Linked DNA regions of Homo sapiens: region 1 is linked to region 2. The links are chromatin loops, found by intact Hi-C in ENCODE. Cell type or tissue: endothelial cell of umbilical vein. All regions are shown on one strand. Each heading gives the region's core, and the rest is flanking DNA. Links, peaks and the distances in the headings are about the cores only. Region 1 holds the start of LOC105376475 (a long non-coding RNA gene). Region 2 has its middle 210 kb from the start of JCAD.

Region 1 (9,346 bases), core at 598-8,597, 64 kb after region 2:
AGTCCTTATCTGTTAGAGACGCATACTGAAGTATTAGAGTCAAAATTATAATCATGTTTGAGACTTGCTTTAAAATCCTAAAACTCTAACAACCACCACCAAAAAAGCTGAGGGCAGTAAGCAACATAATGGATTGGAGAAATGTTGACAGTGATTGAGGCTGAATGATGGGTGGCTACGTGGGGGCTCATCACATGTTTCTCTTTACCTCTGTGTATTTTTGAAATTTGATTTTTAAAATTACTTTAAAGATACTAACACTTGGCTTTACAGCAGACTAAATAAATTAATATTCTGATTGAGGAAGAGAGAATAAAGCCCTTGGTGTCAGTATTCTTTAACCTTTCCCCCAATTCTGGTGATTCTAATATTGCAGCTAGGATTGAGAACAACTAGATTATTACAGGATACCTTTGATTCTACCAGAATAATTCATCCGTGATAAAGCTGGCATCCATATAGTTTATCTTGGGCACTTAAAAAGACTGCCTGAAGAAAGGGACGGATCTCTGGATCTCAGATATCAGCACCCCATGAGGTTTATTTTCCCCTTTATCTATCTATCTATCTATCTATCTATCTATCTATCTATCTATCTATCTGTGTAAATCTATCTATTTACATTTATATTAGCTGGATATATGTTCATATATATTATATTTTCCAAAACAGATACATCTTCCAATATGCTTATACCCATCCAATATAAATATATATATGATGGATATATATATATGATGGATATATATATGATGGATATATATATATATGATGGATATATATATATGATGGATATATATATATGATGGATATATATATGATGGATATATATATATATGATGGATATATATATATGTTTGGAAAATATAACATATATGGATATATATATCCACCCAACATAAATATAAATATATATATATACACATACGTTTATATTGGATGGATAAATATATCTGTTTTGGAAAAAGTAACATATATGGATACATATATATCCATCCAATATAAATGTAAATAGATAGGGTATATTAGATGGATACATATATCTGTTTTGGAAAATGTAACATAAACATATATATATATGTTTATATATTAATATATAATTATATATGTTTAGAGACAGGATCTTGCTTTGTTGCCCAGGCTGGAGTGCAGTGGATATTCACAGGCATGATCATATCACACTACAGTTTGGAACTCCTGGACTCCAGTGATCCTCCTGCCTCAGCCTCCCAGTACCTGGGACTATAGGAGCATGGCATATTTTTAAAAATCAAACTTGTTATTTGGAGATAATTTTAGATTCACATGTGATTGTAAAAAATGATAGAGAGATTCCCTATACTCTCTAGCCAGATTCCCCTGATAAAAACATCTTGCAAAACTATAGTAGAATATCTTATGATACAGTACAATGTCATAGCTGGCATATTGACATTGATACCATCGAGATAGAGAGCATTTTTACCACCACATGAAAATTTCATGTTGTACTTTGATAGCCATGCCCACTTCTCTTCCACTGCCACCCCCTCATTAGCCTCTGGTAACAACTAATTTGTTCTTCATCTCTATAATTTTGTCCTTTTCAGGAACATTATATAAATGGAATTATAAAGCATGAAACCTTTCAAGATTGGCTTTTTCACTCAACATAATTCCCTGGAAATTCATCCAGGTTTTTGCAAGTGTCAAGAGTTCAGTACTTTTTGTTGCTGAATAATATTCCATAGTATGGATGTACCACAGTTTCTTTCACCATTTGCCTGTGGAAAAACAGAGCAATATCCAAAGTGAGTATAACGTTTCAAAATTTGTGGGACACAATTAAAGCACTCCTGAGAGGGAAATGTTTAGATCTAAATTTTACCTTTAAAAGAGGAAATGTCTCAAGTCACTAATCTAAGCTCTTATGTTAAGAGCTTCTTGTTGAGGAAGGAGTATTGAAGACTCCAACTATTCTTATGGATTTATCTACCTTCATTTCACTTCTATCCATTATATCAAATGTTTTGCAGCACTGTTGTTTTGTGTGTATACATGAAGGATTGCTCTGTCTTCTTTGTGGATTGACCCTTTTATTATAATTTTCTTCGCTGTGAAGTCTTTTTTATCTGAAGTTGATATAGTCACTCCTGCTTTCTCTTGAATAATATTTGCATGATATATCTTTTTATATCTTTTAAAACCTGCCTATATCTTTATGATTGAAGTAAGTTTCTTATCAACAACATATAGTTAGTTCATGCTTTTTGATTCACTCTGCCAATTTCTGTATTTTAATTGCTGTATTTAGACCATGGGCATTTAATATAATTATTGGTATATTAAAATTAAGACTACCAGTTTATTTTTTGGTTTTTGTTTGTTCTCTGTTTTTCCTTTATCTATTTTCTTTTTTCTTTCTTCTTACGGGTTCCTTCAACACTTTTTAGAATTCCATTTTGATTTTGATTTATGTATGGTGTTTTGGGTATATCTCTTTTGATAGTTTTAAGTGGTTGCTCTAGGTATTATGTTCTATATATATTTATATCTATATAAAATAAATTGCCAGTCTACTAGTGTCATCATTTTACCTGATTGAATGAACTGTAGAATCCTAACTTCCCTTGACGCCCCTTTTACCTTCTCTTTTTGCAGTTGTCTGGTTTTATTTTGTTTTGTTTTTCTCTAGAGACAGAGTTTTGCTCTGTCACTCAGGCTGGAATGCAGTGGCACAATCATAACTCACTGTAGCCTCGAACTCCTGGGCTCAAGTAATCTCTCGCCTCAGTCTCCTAAGGAGCTAGGACTATAAATGTGTGCATCACCACCCTTAGCTTTTTTTTTTTTTTTTTTTTTTTTCTAGAGACAGGAGCCTTCCTATGTTGCCCAGGCTGGTCTTTAACTCTTGGCCTCAAGTGATTTTCCTGCCTTGGCTTCCCAATGCAATGGGATTATAGGCATGAGCCACTGCACCTGGCAAGTATAATTGTCTTAAATATTTCCTCTACCTAACAAATCAGCCGACTATAATTTTTGCTTCAACCATCAAAAATAATTTAGAAAACTCAAGAGGAGAAGGAAAACCTATATAATAACTCATATTTTTGCTTACCATGTTCTTTGTTCCTTCCCCCGCTCTAAAATTCTTTCTTGTATTATTGCCTTTCTGTTTAGAGCATTTCCTTCAGCCATTCTTTTCAAGTACCTCTGCTTGTAACAAATTCTCTTGAATTTCCTTCATCTGATTTGTCTTGATTTCCCTTTTATTCCCGAATATTTTTGCTGGATGTAGGATCCTGTGTTGACCAGTATTCTCTTTCGACATTTGAAAAATGTGCCATTTTCTTCTGGCTTTGATGGTTTCTTATGAGAAATCTATCATTCAATTGTCTTCCCCTATAGGTAAGCTGTTATTTCTTTCTCATTGCTTTCAAGAGTTTTCCATTGTCTTCAATTTTCAGAAGTTTAATTATGATGTGACTTGTTCATTTCTTTGAATGTTTCCTGTTTGGAGTCATTCAGCATCTTCTATCTGTCACTTTATGTCTCTTGCCAAATTCAGGACATTTTCAGTCATTATTTCTTCAAGTATATTTTCAGCCCTTCCCTCATGATATGATACAGATGCTAGATCTTTTGCTGTAGTCCCACAGGTCTCTATGACTCTGTTCATATTTTTCAGTGAATTTTTTCTCTTTTGCTCAGCTTGTATAGTTTCTATTGCTCTGTCTACAAATTCACCAATTCTTTTTCTCCTCCATTCTGCCATTGAACTCATCCATTGAATTTTTTTTTAATTTTGGTTATTGTATTTTTTCATGCAACATTTTTCATTTGGTTTTTCTTTATATCTTCTATTTCTTTGCTGAGATTTTGTATTTCTTTGCTAGACTTTCTATTTGTTCACTTGCTTTGAGTGTGTTTGTAACTGCCCATTGAAGCACTTTTATGATGGCTGCTTTACAGTCTTTGTTGGATCATCCTAACATTTCTCTCTTCTTGATGTTGCATCTATAGATTGTTGATTGCCAATTTTTTTTCATTCAGCTTGCTATCTTCCTGGTTCTTGATATGACAAGTGACTTTCTGTTGAAACTTGGATTTTCAGGAGTACCATGTGATGAGTCTCTGAATCTTACTTAACCCTCTGTGTTAGACGACTTCCTCTGACATCTTGTGGCAGAGAAAGGGGAGGATGCCACCTCATTATTGACAGGTAGAAGAAGTCCACACTTCCCATTCAGCTCCCATTGACACCCAAGGTGGGGGAAGTCCTCATTATTACCTGGTGGGTGGGAGAGTCCGGGATCCTCACTGGCCCTCCACTGATTCCTCCCTGGCTGGAGGGTGTAAGAGCCCCTCATTATTCCTCTCCATGTGACCTCCACTGATACCACAGGGTGGTGGCTTTGTGACCTCTGGGCTGAAGCGACAGTCCTGATTTTCCGTTAGGCCTCCTTTGATGTCTCCTCAGTGGTGTGTGGAAGGGGCACCTCATTGCTTCCAGGTGGGGGTTGGGGTGGAAATTCAGGCCTCCCATTTGATCTTTGCTAGCATGGACATGGCTGGCAGTAGGAACATAGTCTTTCCTGAAGTGTTTGACTGGAGCAAAAAGTAATTATTGTCTAAAGGGCTTCTGCCTCTTTCTTGGTCCTTTGGCTAGTGAGAGTAAACTTTTGTTGGTTTATTTATTAATATTTATTTATTTTTATTCTTTTAAATAGAGACAGGAGTCTTGCTATGTTACCCAGGCTAGTCTTGAACTCCTGGCCTCAAGCGATCCTCCCACCTCAGCCTCCTAAAGTGCTGGGATTACAGGCATAAGCCATTGCACCCACCTATTTATTTTAATTTTCTTATTTTTATCTGTGCCCTTTGGCATTTTCAGGTTGCCAGGTTCTTTAGCTCCAAGTCTGGGACATATGAGATTGACAGAAAACCCAGAGAGCTCATCACTGTGTTATTCCTTGGATCCCGAAATCCCTAACCTGTCTACTTTCTACCACCTTTTAGGTTTTTCTTACGTTTGTTTTATATGTAGTATCCAGGATTTTTAACTGGACTTGGAAGAATAGGGAAAAGTATGGCTACTTTAGCTTCCCAGCAGCACATAATTTTTTGATATATTTGATACATACCAAAGAATGTATGTAAGTATATATGTGTATTATAAAGTAATAGCACTAACACTAAACCTTTTAAAATGGCAAATATATAATAGACTTTTTCCTAATGAAAAATGAAAACTACACTACTCAATCCCACACTAAACCACTTGAGGTATCAATGTAAGTTTGGCCTTCTAGGACTCTGAAATAAACATCCTTTGCCTCGAGAACCTGCCAATGAATGAGTCTTGATCCCATGACTGGGTTAGCATACCACTGTTGGTGGTTGTTGTTATTTAAAAGCCACCTTTCCTCTATTCTGAAGTTTCCTGCCTCCGGGCTACATGTCAACATCAGGAATGACGCAGCCTTACAGCTGGCAAGACTGTGAAGCCGGTGACTCAGGATAACGAAAATAAACACTCTCATTGCTGAGGAGTCCCACAGTCTCTGGCTACTTTGCCCTATTTTCTGCCCCATCCTGTGCCTTCTTTCCTTTTGTCCTTCTCCTGGATGCTTTCTGCATCTCTTTTGCTGCAGGATGTGGTGGCCATCCCCATTCTCTGCGATTTTAATGAACATCAGCTGTCTGGGAGAAGACTCCCAACATCTGTCTTTTTTTTTTTTTTTTTTTTTTTTTGAGACTGGGTCCAGGCTGGAGTGCAGTGCTGCGCCCTGCAACCTCTGCCTCCTGGGTTCAAGTGATTCTCCTGCTTCAGCCTCCTGAGTAGCTGGGATTACAGGCACCCACCACCACACCCAGCTAATTTTTGTATTTTTAATAGAGACGGGGTTTCACCATGTTGACCAGGCTGGTCTTGAACTCCTGACCTCGAGTGATCCACCCACCTCGGCCTCCCAAAGTGCTGGGATTGCAGCCATGAGCCTCCATGCCCGGCCCCCAACATCTGTCTTGTTCAAAAAAGAGCCAGCATGTAGACAGGGACGGACCACACCAGGCAGGGCTGGGGATGCTGGCCAGGAGATGGGATCTGATCATCAACTGAAATGTTACCTGGGAGGTCTTCAGATTGGCTGCCTCATCTCCTTTCTCTCCAGGGGATGCTTGCTAGCACATGGATCTTACTTCACCTCTTCTGGACAGTTTCCCTTCCCCCTGGCAGCCCTCACCAGGCTTCTGGGAAGTGAGGGGACATAGGAAATGGACTTCACACTATTACTGAACAGATGAGAGTCCCTGAAGTCATGGATTCATTTCCTTCCTGAGTAGCCTTGTCACCCTTGTTGTTTCTCTCCACAGGTTTCAAGTTGCCCTAGCATGCAGGATGAGATGGCTTCAGAGAGGATGGGCAGCCCGGTTTGTATGTTCTGTCTATAATATGCTGTTTGGGTTGGTTCTGGAAAAAGATCTAAGCAAGTCTCACAAAGAACAAAGGATTGCAGCTCAGTTACCTGCTGAGAAGCACCCCAACTGGATCTTGCCTCTAAGGCTCATTGACTTTACTCTCCATTTCTTCTGCTTCTCCAGCATCAGAGTGACAGTGGAAAGTACCTTGGGCTTTGTGGTCAGAAGAGCCCAGCTCCAGGGCAGTGTGTTTCCTGAAGCCATGTGACCTTGAGCAAATCGCTTTTGTCTTTGACCCTCTGTTTTCTTCTGGGTTAATGAAAATAGGGTAAGGATACCTTTTCTACAATCGACTATTTATTAAATGATATGATGAAATGAATTATGACATTGCTGGAGATGATAATAGCATTGTGGAAACCATATGTTATCTAGGGCTTGCTTTAGAATATCCTAGCAAAAAATAAAAAGGAGGAAGAGACAGGATAAATGAAACAGGCTTGGCAAAATATTGATAACTATTAAAGGAGGATGCTAGGTTTGGGGGGTCTAGTCTAGTATGCGGTCTATTTTTGTGTCTGTTTGAAATTTTCCACAATAAAATTTTTTTTTAAATTAACCATTTTGTATCCCAATAGGATCAATAAAATAATGGATAGAAATACCCTTTATAAATATGAATACCCTACAGAAAAACAGTGTCTTGCTGTAGAAAAGATTATCACACACTGGTTCTCTAACTAAATAACTGCAAGGATGCGCCTCTCTCATTGACTGAATTTGTCTGTAATCGCTGTAATGCATCCGACTGGCAAATACATGGAGAAGCCCATTCTCTCTGCCCTCATCCCCAGCTCTCCAAATACAGGGAAGATCCAGAGCCTCTTGTGGGGCAGAAGGCAGAGTTGCTTGACCGCCCCAAACAGGTTTGAATTGCCTCTCCCTCTTTTTCAGGGCGATGCTTCTTTGCCACAGGTTCATGACTGCCTGCCACTTCCTCTCTGTTCTCCTGCCTCCTCTGTCTGGAAGACATGTCCAGTTTCCTCCACTCCTGGATTCTCCTTGCTTTTGTCCTCAGACCATCAGATTCAAGAGAGGCAGTGCAGGTGGATGGCAAAGGGACCCGGATACAAAAAGCTGAGTCAGGCCCCGGGCCAGGGCTAACCATGCGCAGGGCAGAGTCCCTGGGGCTGCAGTTGGTTATCATTACTGTTTTCTTTTTCTTTTCTTTTCTTTTTTTTTTTTTTTTTTTTTTTGAGACGGAGTCTCGCTCTGTCGCCCAGGCTGGAGTGCTGTGGCACGATCTCTGCTCACTGCAAGCTCCGCCTCCCGGGTTCACGCCATTCTCCTGCCTCAGCCTCCCGAGTAGCTGGGACTACAGGCGCCCGCCACTACGCCCAGCTAATTTTTTGTGTTTTTAGTAGAGATGGGGTTTCACCGCGTTAGCCAGGATGGTCTCAATCTCCTGACCTCATGATCCGCCCGCCTCGGCCTCCCAAAGTGCTGGGATTACAGATGTGAGCCACCGCACCCGGCCTTAATTTCTGTTTTTAAAGACAGTGTCTCACTCTGTCACCCAGGCTGGAGCATAGTGCTGCGATCACAGTGACACAGGAAAATAGGGTCTGAAGGCAGGGAACATAAGGCCGATTCACACTTCAGCTATAACAGGAAATAACCTCTCCATAGGGCGTACGAGGTGAATGACTTTGTAATTTTACTTCATCGTCTCCGTTTTACATAGGACATACCTGAAGTAAGCAATGGAGTCCTCTAGGGGATATTTAAACTCCCAAAAATTCTGTAAAGGGGCCTCTGAGCCCCTATGCTCAAGCCTGCTCCCACACTGGAATATGCTTTCATTTTCAATAAAACCCTTCATTCCTTCCTTGCTTTGTTTGTGCATTTTGTCCAATTCTTTGTTTAAGACGCCAAGAACCTGGACACCCTCCACCGTTAATAATAGTTCACTGCAGCCTCAAACTCCTGGGCTCAAGTGACGCTCCAGCCTCAGCCTCCCAAGTAGCTGATACTACAAGCGCCTGCCGCCATGCCCAGCTCATTTTTCAGTTTTTGTACGGAGTCTGGCCATGTTGCCCAGGCTGGTTTCAAACTCCTGGGCTTAAGCCATCCTCCTTCCTAGGCCTCCTAAAGTGCTGGGATGACTGATGTGAGCCACTGTGCCTGGCTAGCCCAGCATTACTGTTTTTGAGCTCTGGGAGCAGTGGATGTTAGGTACTGGTTCTGCAAATATGACAAACACTGATTGCTGTCCCAAGGAACTCATTTGTGTCTGATAGTAGAGAAATGCAGATAAACAAAGAGTTGTGAAATGAATTAAGTTCCGGGGATAGACACATGTAGAGAAAATGAATACAATCTCAGCCAGTGCAGTGGCCCACCCCTGTAATCCCAGCAATTTGGGAAACTGAGGCAGGCGTATCGCTTGAGGTCAACATGGTGAAACTCCATCTCCACTACAAGTACAAAAATTAGCCAGATGTGATGGTTTGTAGCTGTAATTCCAGCTACTCAGGAGGCTGAGGCAGGAGAATCGCTTGAACTCAGTGGAGGTTGCAGGCAGAGATCGCTCCACTGCACTCCAGCCTGGGTGACAGAGTGAGACCCTGTAAGAAAGAAAGAAAGAAAGAGAGAAATTGAGAAAGAGAGAGAGAGGGAGGGAGGAAGAGAGAGAGGGAGGAGGGGGGGGAAGGGAAGGTAATGGAAGCGAAGGGAAGGGAGAAAGAAAAGAGAAAGAGAGAAAAGAGAGAGAGAAGGAAAGAGGGAAAGGAAAGAAAGGAAAGGAAAAGAAAAAGGAAAAAGGAAAGGAGGAAAGAAATTAGGACCTCAGAGGAGATGCCCCACCCTGCCTCTGGGTATTTAAATGGTGGATGGAGTGAAGGCTGTGTCGCAGTCACAGAGTGACCTGAACTCCTGAACTCAGCAT
Region 2 (9,346 bases), core at 627-8,626:
CAAGTTAGGGCAGGTGGATTCTAAGACCAGCCCTGCCACTCCCCAGAGGCATGACTTTGGGCAAGTCACAGCTTTGCAGAGCCACAATTTAAGCCTTGTTTAAACACTTGGAAGCCTCTCCTAACTTCAAAAATCTCTAAAGGAGATCTTTTTCCTTGCTTGGAATTTTTGATATTCAAATTAAATACATCACGAGAACATCTCATATCATGATTTTTAAGAGCTGTAATTTATAGTGCCTATTATGTGCATATGCATGTGATAGCATTTAAAGTTCCCAACAACTATGGGTAGTACAGGGTAGTCGATATTCCTATCCTCAGTAATGCGTGAGGGAACAGATTCAAAGGAAAATAATTTATCCAAAGGTACACAGTTGATACATTGCACAACTGAAATTTGAACTTGATTCCAAAGCTCTTGGTCTCAACATGCCTGATTCCAGAGCACTGCTGGTTGTTAAAACAGCCCCGATTATGCAAAGGTAAACCCTTCCATTTGAGGACCATGCAAGCTTTTTCATTTTCCTCTTCTTTCCCACTTCCCAAATTCTCGCAATTGTTTTGACTCAATAACTCCCCACCCAGAGTTTTGGCAGGAATGGGAAAATCCTACACTCTTAATTTTCTAGAGTCCTTTGAGTGAACCACATCAATATAAGCTACCAAACCCAAAGTAAATGCATCCCCAACTCCTCTTTTATTAACTGGATCTTATAAACACCCACAATCATCCCAACACTACCCAAGAGAATGGGAAACATGAATGAAAGGAGATGGCAATCGTAACAGATTACAGCTACAATAGCATACGTTTTAAGATTATGAAATATATGAACATATAACCGCACTGCTAAAGTCCATCCCAGGCCCTTGGAAGGGGCACATTCTTGAGGGATACCAAAGTGTTAGCTTCATCAGTTACAGGTAAATTCACCTCTAGCCCTGCCTCGCTCAATTTTATTTTTTTATATGAGACTTGTTTACAAATAGCTACAGAGGCATTATGAGTTTTAAAGAAAAATAATGAAGGCTGTTAAATATGGTCTATTTTTTCTATTGCTATCATACATGATGGATTTCCCTTTTTAACCTTAAAATAGAGAATTATTTGATTCTAATTATTTTCATCCGTCACATAATTACAGAACTTCAGAGCTAGAAAGAACAGAGTTAGAAAGATACAGAGCTCATCTATCCACAGATATCTGGGTTTTCAGGATGAGAAAACAGGCCTGCAAAGGCTGCATGACCCAGGCATACTCTACAAACAGAGACAGGCTCTTGTTCATAAAACAGCAGCGACAATCACTCCAGCCTGCATCTGTTGAGAGTTTATTCTGCCCAAGACAGGTAGAAGCACAAGGCACGCTCTCTGTTCCCAGAGAATTTTGCTCTAGTTGGGAAATTTATATATAATTAATAATGAGATAGTAGCTGATAATAATAAATAATGATATTATTATTAATATCATAAATAATAATGATAGTATCCGATAAAGTGAGATTACTGTCAGAGGAAAGAAGTGTGATCTCAACCCATTTAACACTTATAACGCTCAATATGAGAAGTTTAGCAACTTCGATCAAATGTGGGGTTCTATCACCTTGCCAGTCAGCCTCTCCTGAACCAATGGGGTTGTCAATTCCGTTAAGAAGCCCCTTGGGGGCTGGGGATTCTATGGCCGAAAGAAACTACCAAAGACTCCATTTTTATCCACATTTTATTGGTTTTGGCTAGATGCACCATAAAACTCTCTGCAATAGACAGGTACAGTGTATTCTATAAAGTACGTATGTGTGTGGGTGGGTGTGGGTGTGGTGTGTATGTTTCAATGGAAAAGAATACAATGTTTCTGGGAATATAAATACAAAATAGTTGAGTTAATCCTAAACCTAATATACTATGTTTCAAATTAACTGCTTCCTCTGAAATAATATTTGGATCAAGTTTTTGAAGAAATCTTCACAAATACAGGAACTCCAGATGGTAAGTCCAGGTCAATATTCAAGCACAAATGACTTCTTGCTTCTAGTTGTGGTCTTAAGTGAGAAGGAATCTTGTCCAAATGACTTCCAGGAGATGTGCTTCCCTCACCCCTCCATGTTTTTGTTCCTGCAGCCCCTAAAGTACAGTTAATCCCTAGGAGCCCCTAAAGTACAGTTTTTAAAACCTAGCTAATGAGTACAGCAAGTAAATACAAGTTCCAGAGCTAAAAGTGTCCAGTAATACCCACCTGCACTCATAGCCATGGCCAAGATGTGGGACAATATTTTGCAAAAGCTTACTTAAAATTAGGAAAGGAACCAAGCATAGTGGCTCATACCTGTAATCCAACACTTTGGGAGGCTAAGGCAGGAGGATTGCTTGAGGCCAGGAGTTCAAGACCAGGACTGGCAACCAATCAAGACCACATCTCAAAACAACAACAACAACAAATTAATCAGCTAGATGTGGTGGTGCCTACCTGTAGTCCCAGCTACTCAGGAGACTGAGGTGGGAGGATTCCTTGAGCCTAGGAGCTGAAGGCTGCAGCTCAAGTCTGATCACACCACTGCACTCCAGCCTGGGTAACAGAGCAAGACCCAAATGCTAAAAAAAAAAAAAAAGAAAAAAAAGAAAAAGAAAAAATTAGGAAAGAGCAAAGACTAAAGCAGCACTATCTAATGTAACTTTTTTTAAGGGTGGAAATTCCCTATATCTGGGCTGCTCAATGCATTAGCCACTCACCTTATTAGCTATGGAGCCCTTGAAAAGTGGCTGGTGAGACTGGGAACTGAATTTTTAATTTGAAATAGTTTTGATTCCTCATATGGCTACTGGCACCATTCTAGAGCATTTTGCTTCTGCAAGTAAAATTACAAGTACAGAATCTGCAATGAAATGGATGTCTACCCTTTTGGTGGAAACATCTAAGGAAGCAGACCATCCCCTCCTCTTACTCTTCTCCCTCTTCCACCAAAAGGAAAGTTCAAACAAGAACACTTTTGTATTAATTTCCTGTTCCTGCTGTAACAAATTACCATAGACTCAGGGGCCTAAAACAACACACATGTATTATCTGACAGTTCCGGAGCTCTGAAGTCGAGAATAGGTCAGCCTGGCTGCGTTATTTCTGGTGATTCTCAGGGTGATTCTGTGGTCTCGACTTTTCCAGCTTCTAGGGCTTGGCTGTATTCCTTGGCTCATGGCCCCTTCCTCCATCTAACTCCTGTCTCTCTTTTATGAAAATCCTTTCTGATTAACTGGAGCCCGACTGGATAATCCAGGTTAATATCCCACCTCAAGATACTTAACTTAATCACATTTGCAAAGTCCCTTTTGTCATGTCAGGTGACATAGTCAAAGGTTTCTGGGATTAGGACATGGACATTGTGGGGGCGTGGGGGATCATTCTGCCTACTGTACCTTTGCTATAGATGAACTTGAAGTAAGGCCATTATCTCTCAGTGGATTCATGAAAACTCAGCTTCTAGATTCTAGAAGGTAGCCCTGGCTGGTGAGGCTTCACTACAAGTGAGTTGAGGTTTTCTTAGTGTCCTTTTGTCCAACCTGGTCGTTCCCCAACTTTAGCCAGCACCAAAATCACCCAGAGGGCTTGTGAAAACAGACTGATGGACCCAGCCCCACAGTGTCTGATTCAGTAGGTCTGGAGTGTGGCCCAAGAAAGTGCATTTCTTGGCCAGGTGTGTAATTTTTAGAATATGTCCACAACCTTTTTCACATTCCTGCCTTCAAAAGGTGGAGACTTCTTTTCCTCCCCTTAAGTGTGATCTAGATTAAATGACTTGTTTCTAACTATGTTTGATGTTAATAGATGGCCATGTGATTTTAAGACAAGGCTCTAAAAGGCACAGCAGTTTCCACACCCTCTCTCTTGGATCACACCCTCTGGGAAAGGCAGACCTTCGTGTCTGGAGGACACGTGAGCAACCTAGGGAGGAAATGAGGCATCTCACCAACACCTGGCACAAATTTGCCAGCCGCCTGTGTGTGCCACCTTGGAAACTGATTTCATAGAGCCTTCAGATGAGACCACAGCTCTGGGTAACATCTTGTCTGTAATCTCATGGGACCCCAGCCAGTTAAGCTAAATTCCTGACCCACAGAAACTGTGAGAAATAATAAATGTTGACTGGTGTTTAACACCACTGAGTTTTGGGATACATGCGATGCAGCAATAGATAACAATATGCCAGGTGACACTGATGCCACTGTCTAAGGATTGCATTTTGAGAACCGCTGGTCTAGCCTTTATACTGTGTAAGGCAAAGGATATTTCCTTGCCACCTGCACTATATACTCCAGGAAGCCAGAGGAGGGAAAATGTTCTCATATTGAAATGTACTGCATATTTATTTTCTTTTTTTCTGCAGACATATTCAGTTACCACCAGTTGCTCTTTTGTGGAAGTGTTTTTACTGGGAAGAATAACAACAATATGTCAAATGATAGCTGGGCTCCAGAAGCCCATTTCTGTCTACTCAGTCATAAAAAATGTTCCGCATATGGATGAAGAACCAGACAGGTTTAGCGAGAAGAAGAAATGATGAAAAGACTAGACCATCATTCTCTCTCACACTTTCTTAAATCTGAAGGTGAACCAGATGAAGAAAGAAAACAAAACCCTTGAAAAAAGAGGGAAAGATAGCCCTAGGATCCAAGAGAGCAAGTGGGTGTCCAACTGTTAAATAATGAGAAACTGAAGCTTCCTTCATTGTGTCAGAGAGGCCAATTCCTGAGCCAGCTGTACAGGAAGTGGGGAGTTTACATTATCTGGGATGTCAGTGAGAACTGAGGGGACATGCTTCCTGTGTGGTTCTCCACAAAGATTAGCAGACTCTCCAGGAAAGATGCCTTTCCAGCGGTTTCATTTTCTGTTTTCTTTTCCAGTTGGTAGATGTGGGCCAAGAAGGGAAAGGCAGCTCCAAAAGCGAGGGAGAAATCGCCGTGAGTACAGAGTGCCACAGAGAGAAGCCTGAGCTAGAGTGTGGTGGGACCGTGAGCCAGGGAAGAGCAAGAGCTGTGCCTATAGGATAGTCTATCTCCAATTTGAGCAGTGCCAAGAAAAGCTGGCCAAGCATATCCAGATCCACACTGGTAGACCCCATTCCAATGGATGGGGTTTCTCTGGCTTTTCCATTTGTTTTACAGAAGCTTAAAATATGACATATGATTCCATTTATAGGAAATTCTTGAAAAGGCAAAACTAATCTGGAGTGACAGAAAACAGAAAAGTGGTTGCCTGGGGCCAGTATGGGTGGGGAGGTGATTGTAGAGGGACATGTGAGTGTTCTGCTTTATTTATTTATTTATTTATTCATTTTTTGAGACGGAGTTTCGCTCTTGTTGCCCAGGCTGGAGTGCAATGGTGCGATCTCAGCTCGCTGCAACCTCCACCTCCCAGGTTGGAACAATTCTCCTGCCTCAGCCTCCCAAGTAGCAGGGATTACAGGCATCCGCCACCACACCTGCCTTTTTTTTTTTTTTCCAAGATGGAGTTTCACTTTTGTTGCCCAGACTGGAGTGCAATAGCTCAATCTCAGCTCACCGCAACCTCTGCCCCCTGGGTTCAAGTGATTCTCCTGCCTCAGCCTCCTGAGTAGCTGGGATTACAGGCATGCACCACCACACCTGGGTAAATTTTTTTTGTTTTTTTTTTTTTTAGTAGAGACAGAGTTTCTCCATGTTGGTCAGGCTGGTCTCGAACTGCTGACCTCAGGTGATCCACCCGTGTCCACCTCCCAAAGTGCTGGGATTACAGGTGTGAGCCACTTCACCTGGCCTAATTTTTGTATTTTTAGTAGAGACAGGGTTTTGCCATGTTGGCCAGACTGGTCTCGAACTCCTGACCTCAGGTGATCCGTCCACCTCAGTCTCCCAAAGTGCTGGGATTACAGGTGTGAGCCACCATGCCCAGCCATGTTCTGCATTTTGATTGTGGTAGTGGTTACACAAGTGGAGATGTTTGCCAAGATTCATTGAACTGTACACTTATAATGGGTACATGTTATTGTATATGAATTATATCTCAGTGCAGTTGATCTTCAAAAAATATACATGACATATGAGGAGCCCTTCGATGGGGTTGTCAACGACTGGTTTGCAAAAAAAAACAAGAGTTATCTGGTAGAAGAAGGATCCGACTTATTCATTGCAGCCCAAGAAGTGGAACTAGAACAAATGCACATACACTATAGGAAGTGGATTTCTACTCAATGGATTTTTTTATGAATAGTCTTGCTCTGTCTGCCCTTGAATTTGTTTCGAGCCAGTGATCTGAAGGTTTTTTGTCTTTGTTTTTGTTTTTCTGCTGTCCTGGAAATTTTGCAAAGGTGTAGCCTTCAGCCTGAAAGCAGCAGGAGCTCTGCTTCCATGTGAGCTCCTTGGTGAATTATAATATCTCAAACAATTCAGAGAGGAAAGCGATCTTATTCCGAGTGTCATTTACCAATGAGGAGACTAAGGTTAAAAAGTTGATAGTTTTGACTCTTCCTGAAAGGTAGATGGGGTATATCAGGTACCAATTACGATGCTTCAGGTTGGAAATAATAGAAATTCTAACTCAAAAATGGCCTAAAATGGGAGGCTGAGGCAGGAGGATCGCTTGATGCCAGGAGTTCGAGACCAGCCTGGGCAACATAGCAAGACTCTGTCCCTGCAAATAATAAAAAAAATAGCCAGGCATGGTGGTTTGCACCTGTAGTCAGCACCTGGGGAGGCTGAAGCGGGAGGATCGTTTGAGCCCAGGAGTTCAAGCCTGCAAGGAGCTATGATCACATCACAGGACTCCAGCCTGGGTTACAGAGGAAGATCCTAACTCTATTTTTTTAAAAAAATGTTTGAGAAAATGAAAGAGCTTATCAAGCTCAGAGGTCCAATGGGCTTCCAGTTTGTATTGATCACGGCTCTGGCCCCATTTTTCTGCAATTCTCTGGTCCTCTTCTCTTCCATATGTTGCCTTATCCCTTAGGTTGGTTTCCTTTCTGGTAGCAAATGGCTGCAGTTAACCTAAGTCTCATATCCTTATACTTACCATACCACACAGAAGAAGAGAAATCTTTTTTTACCCCAAGAACTAGAAAAGAGTTCTGAGTTGCAGTCTGATTGGAACAATTCAAGCCACATGTCTTCCCCTGAACTGATTGGTAGGATTATCCTGATTGGCATTAGATCAGTCAAGGCCCACCCTGGAGCACAGATGGGGTCCAATCACCAAACTAAATGTGGCTCCACCCAAAAGGGGAGAGATGGAATTTTTGCAGAGGAGGCCACCGTGTCTCACTACTACCCCCTCAACCAAAGCAACCGATGTTCCTCCTTGGTGAGAATTTCTTCCTCTAGGTGTGCATGAGTATTTTTACTATCTTCAAAGGTATGAAAGGAAAATAAATATTGGGCCCCCAAATCACTAAGCTAAAGAAAAGTCAAGCTGGGAACTGCTTAGGGCAAACGTGCCTCCCATTCTTCAAAGTCACCCCTCTGCTCACTGAGATAAACCCATATCTGATTGCCTCCTTTGGAAAGGCTAATCAGAAACTCAAAAGAGTGCAACTATTTGTCTCTTATCTACCTATGACCTGGAAGCTCCCTCCCTCTTGGAGTCTTCCTGCCTTTGCTACCAGTTGTCCCACCTTCCAGACAGAAACAGTGCTCATCTTGCATATGTTGATTGATGTCTCATGTCTCCCTAGGATGTGTAAAAGCAAACTGTGTTCTGACCACCTTGGCCCCATGTCATCAGGACCTCCTGGGACTGTGTCATTGGGCACGTGTCCTCAACTTTGGCCAAATAAAGTTTCTAAATTAACTGAGATGTGTCTCAGATTTTTGGGGTTCACAATGGATATTTACTTAAGGTGTCTACAAGAAAATTACATAGTCACACAGTAAATGTCCTAAGAATTTACTGTTGAAATTTTTAAAAATTACATGATCCAATAACCTGTGATCCTTTCAAAATTACTTTCCTCTGATCTGTGGCACAGAATAATGAAGTCCCAGAGCCTCAGCGTGTTTAAGAACATGCTTTTGGTTTCTGTGAATTTTGCCCATAAGAGTAAACATCTTGCTAAAGTTGCCTGTAAGAGGTAATAAGGTGAAAGAACAACACAAAATTAAACAAAATTAAAATTAACCCAGTGGGAAAAACTGAGGCTCAGAGGAATTAGGTTGGCTGATGATGATGTTAGTGGCAGTAGCTGGATTAAAATGCAAGTCTCTTTATTCTCTAGTCTGGTTCTCTCTTCAAAAATCAAATACTGACTTCTGAGTGAAATCAAAGAAAACCTATTTTCTGCCAATGGATGGTGTGAAGGTTAATTTTATGTCAACTTGTCTGGGCTGCAGTGCCCAGATATGTAGTCCAAACATTGTTCTGGATGCTTCTGTGAGGATGTTTTTGGATGAGATTTGCATTTAAATCTGTGAACTTTTAGTAACATACATTGTCCACACTATGGGTGGACCTCCTCCTATCAGTTAAAGTCTAGAACAAAAGGCTGACCTCCAGAGTTTGAGACCAGCCTGGGCAACAAAGCAAGACCCCTATGTCTACCAAAAAAAAAAAATTAAAAATTAGCCAAGTAGCACAAGCCTATATTCCCAGTTACTGGGGAGGCAGAGGCAGGAGGGTCACTCGAGTCCAGGAGTTTGATTGCGCCACTGCACTCCAACTTGGGCAACAGAGGAGACCCTGTCTCAAAAAAAATAAAATAAAAAAAAAATTGCTGAACTCTCTCAAGCAAGAGCAAATTCCCCATCAGACTGCCTGCCTTCAGACTTCGTCTGCAACACTGGCCCTTCCTGATTTTTCACCAGACTGTCCTTGGACTCAAACTGTAATTTTTTCCTGAGCCCCCAGCCTGATGGCCTCCCGCATCAGATGTTGGACTCACCAAGCCTCCACAATTATATGAGCCCATTCTCTAAAGTAAGTATCTTTTATACACACACACATTCTATTGTTTCTCTTTCTCTGGAAAACTCAGACTTATACAGATGGTCATATATGCAAATGTCCATGTTAGAGGTGAAGCTACAATATTTGTCCTGAGAACTGGGTTGTTTTGTCATAACAAACTACACCAAAACTCAGTGACTTAAAATAACAGTTCTGTTACTATTTCTTGTAATTCTTCCATTGTGGCTGGGCTTAGCTGAATGGTTGTTCTGCTGATCTTACCAGAGGTCACTTGTATCGGTGCATTCAGCTGAACAGTCTGCTAGGGCCTGGGCTCAGTTGGGGTGCTGGGATGGTTGGTCTTTCCATCCATTTTGTCTCAGGGCCTCTCCCTTCCTTCTGACCTCCCTGACTGCCCCTCTAGGGGTCTCTCCATGTGATCCC

The links. Peaks named below come from ENCODE experiments on the same cell type or tissue, not always from the same donor. Only the 100,000 strongest peaks of a DNase experiment are listed, where the experiment ranks them.
Region 1: a loop joins it to region 2, with 6 times the contacts of the local background. A loop is called at or near these places in 10 of 110 quality-filtered maps.

The regions. Positions count from the first base shown.
Region 1 is chr10:29,780,669-29,790,014 of GRCh38, reverse strand. It overlaps LOC105376475 (a long non-coding RNA gene), which reads left to right and starts at 5,494. Exons shown (of 3, transcript XR_930788.4): 1 at 5,494-6,415; 2 at 6,583-6,727; 3 at 7,354-8,287. In endothelial cell of umbilical vein, for the core only: no CTCF peak of the experiment used is centred there; DNase peaks (open chromatin) are centred at 5,414, 6,294 and 6,404; H3K27ac peaks cover 2,710 bases.
Region 2 is chr10:29,845,180-29,854,525 of GRCh38, reverse strand. No RefSeq gene overlaps it. Among named protein-coding and RNA genes, the nearest start is that of JCAD, 210 kb to the left of the region's middle. In endothelial cell of umbilical vein, for the core only: no CTCF peak of the experiment used is centred there; DNase peaks (open chromatin) are centred at 3,065 and 4,885; H3K27ac peaks cover 2,073 bases.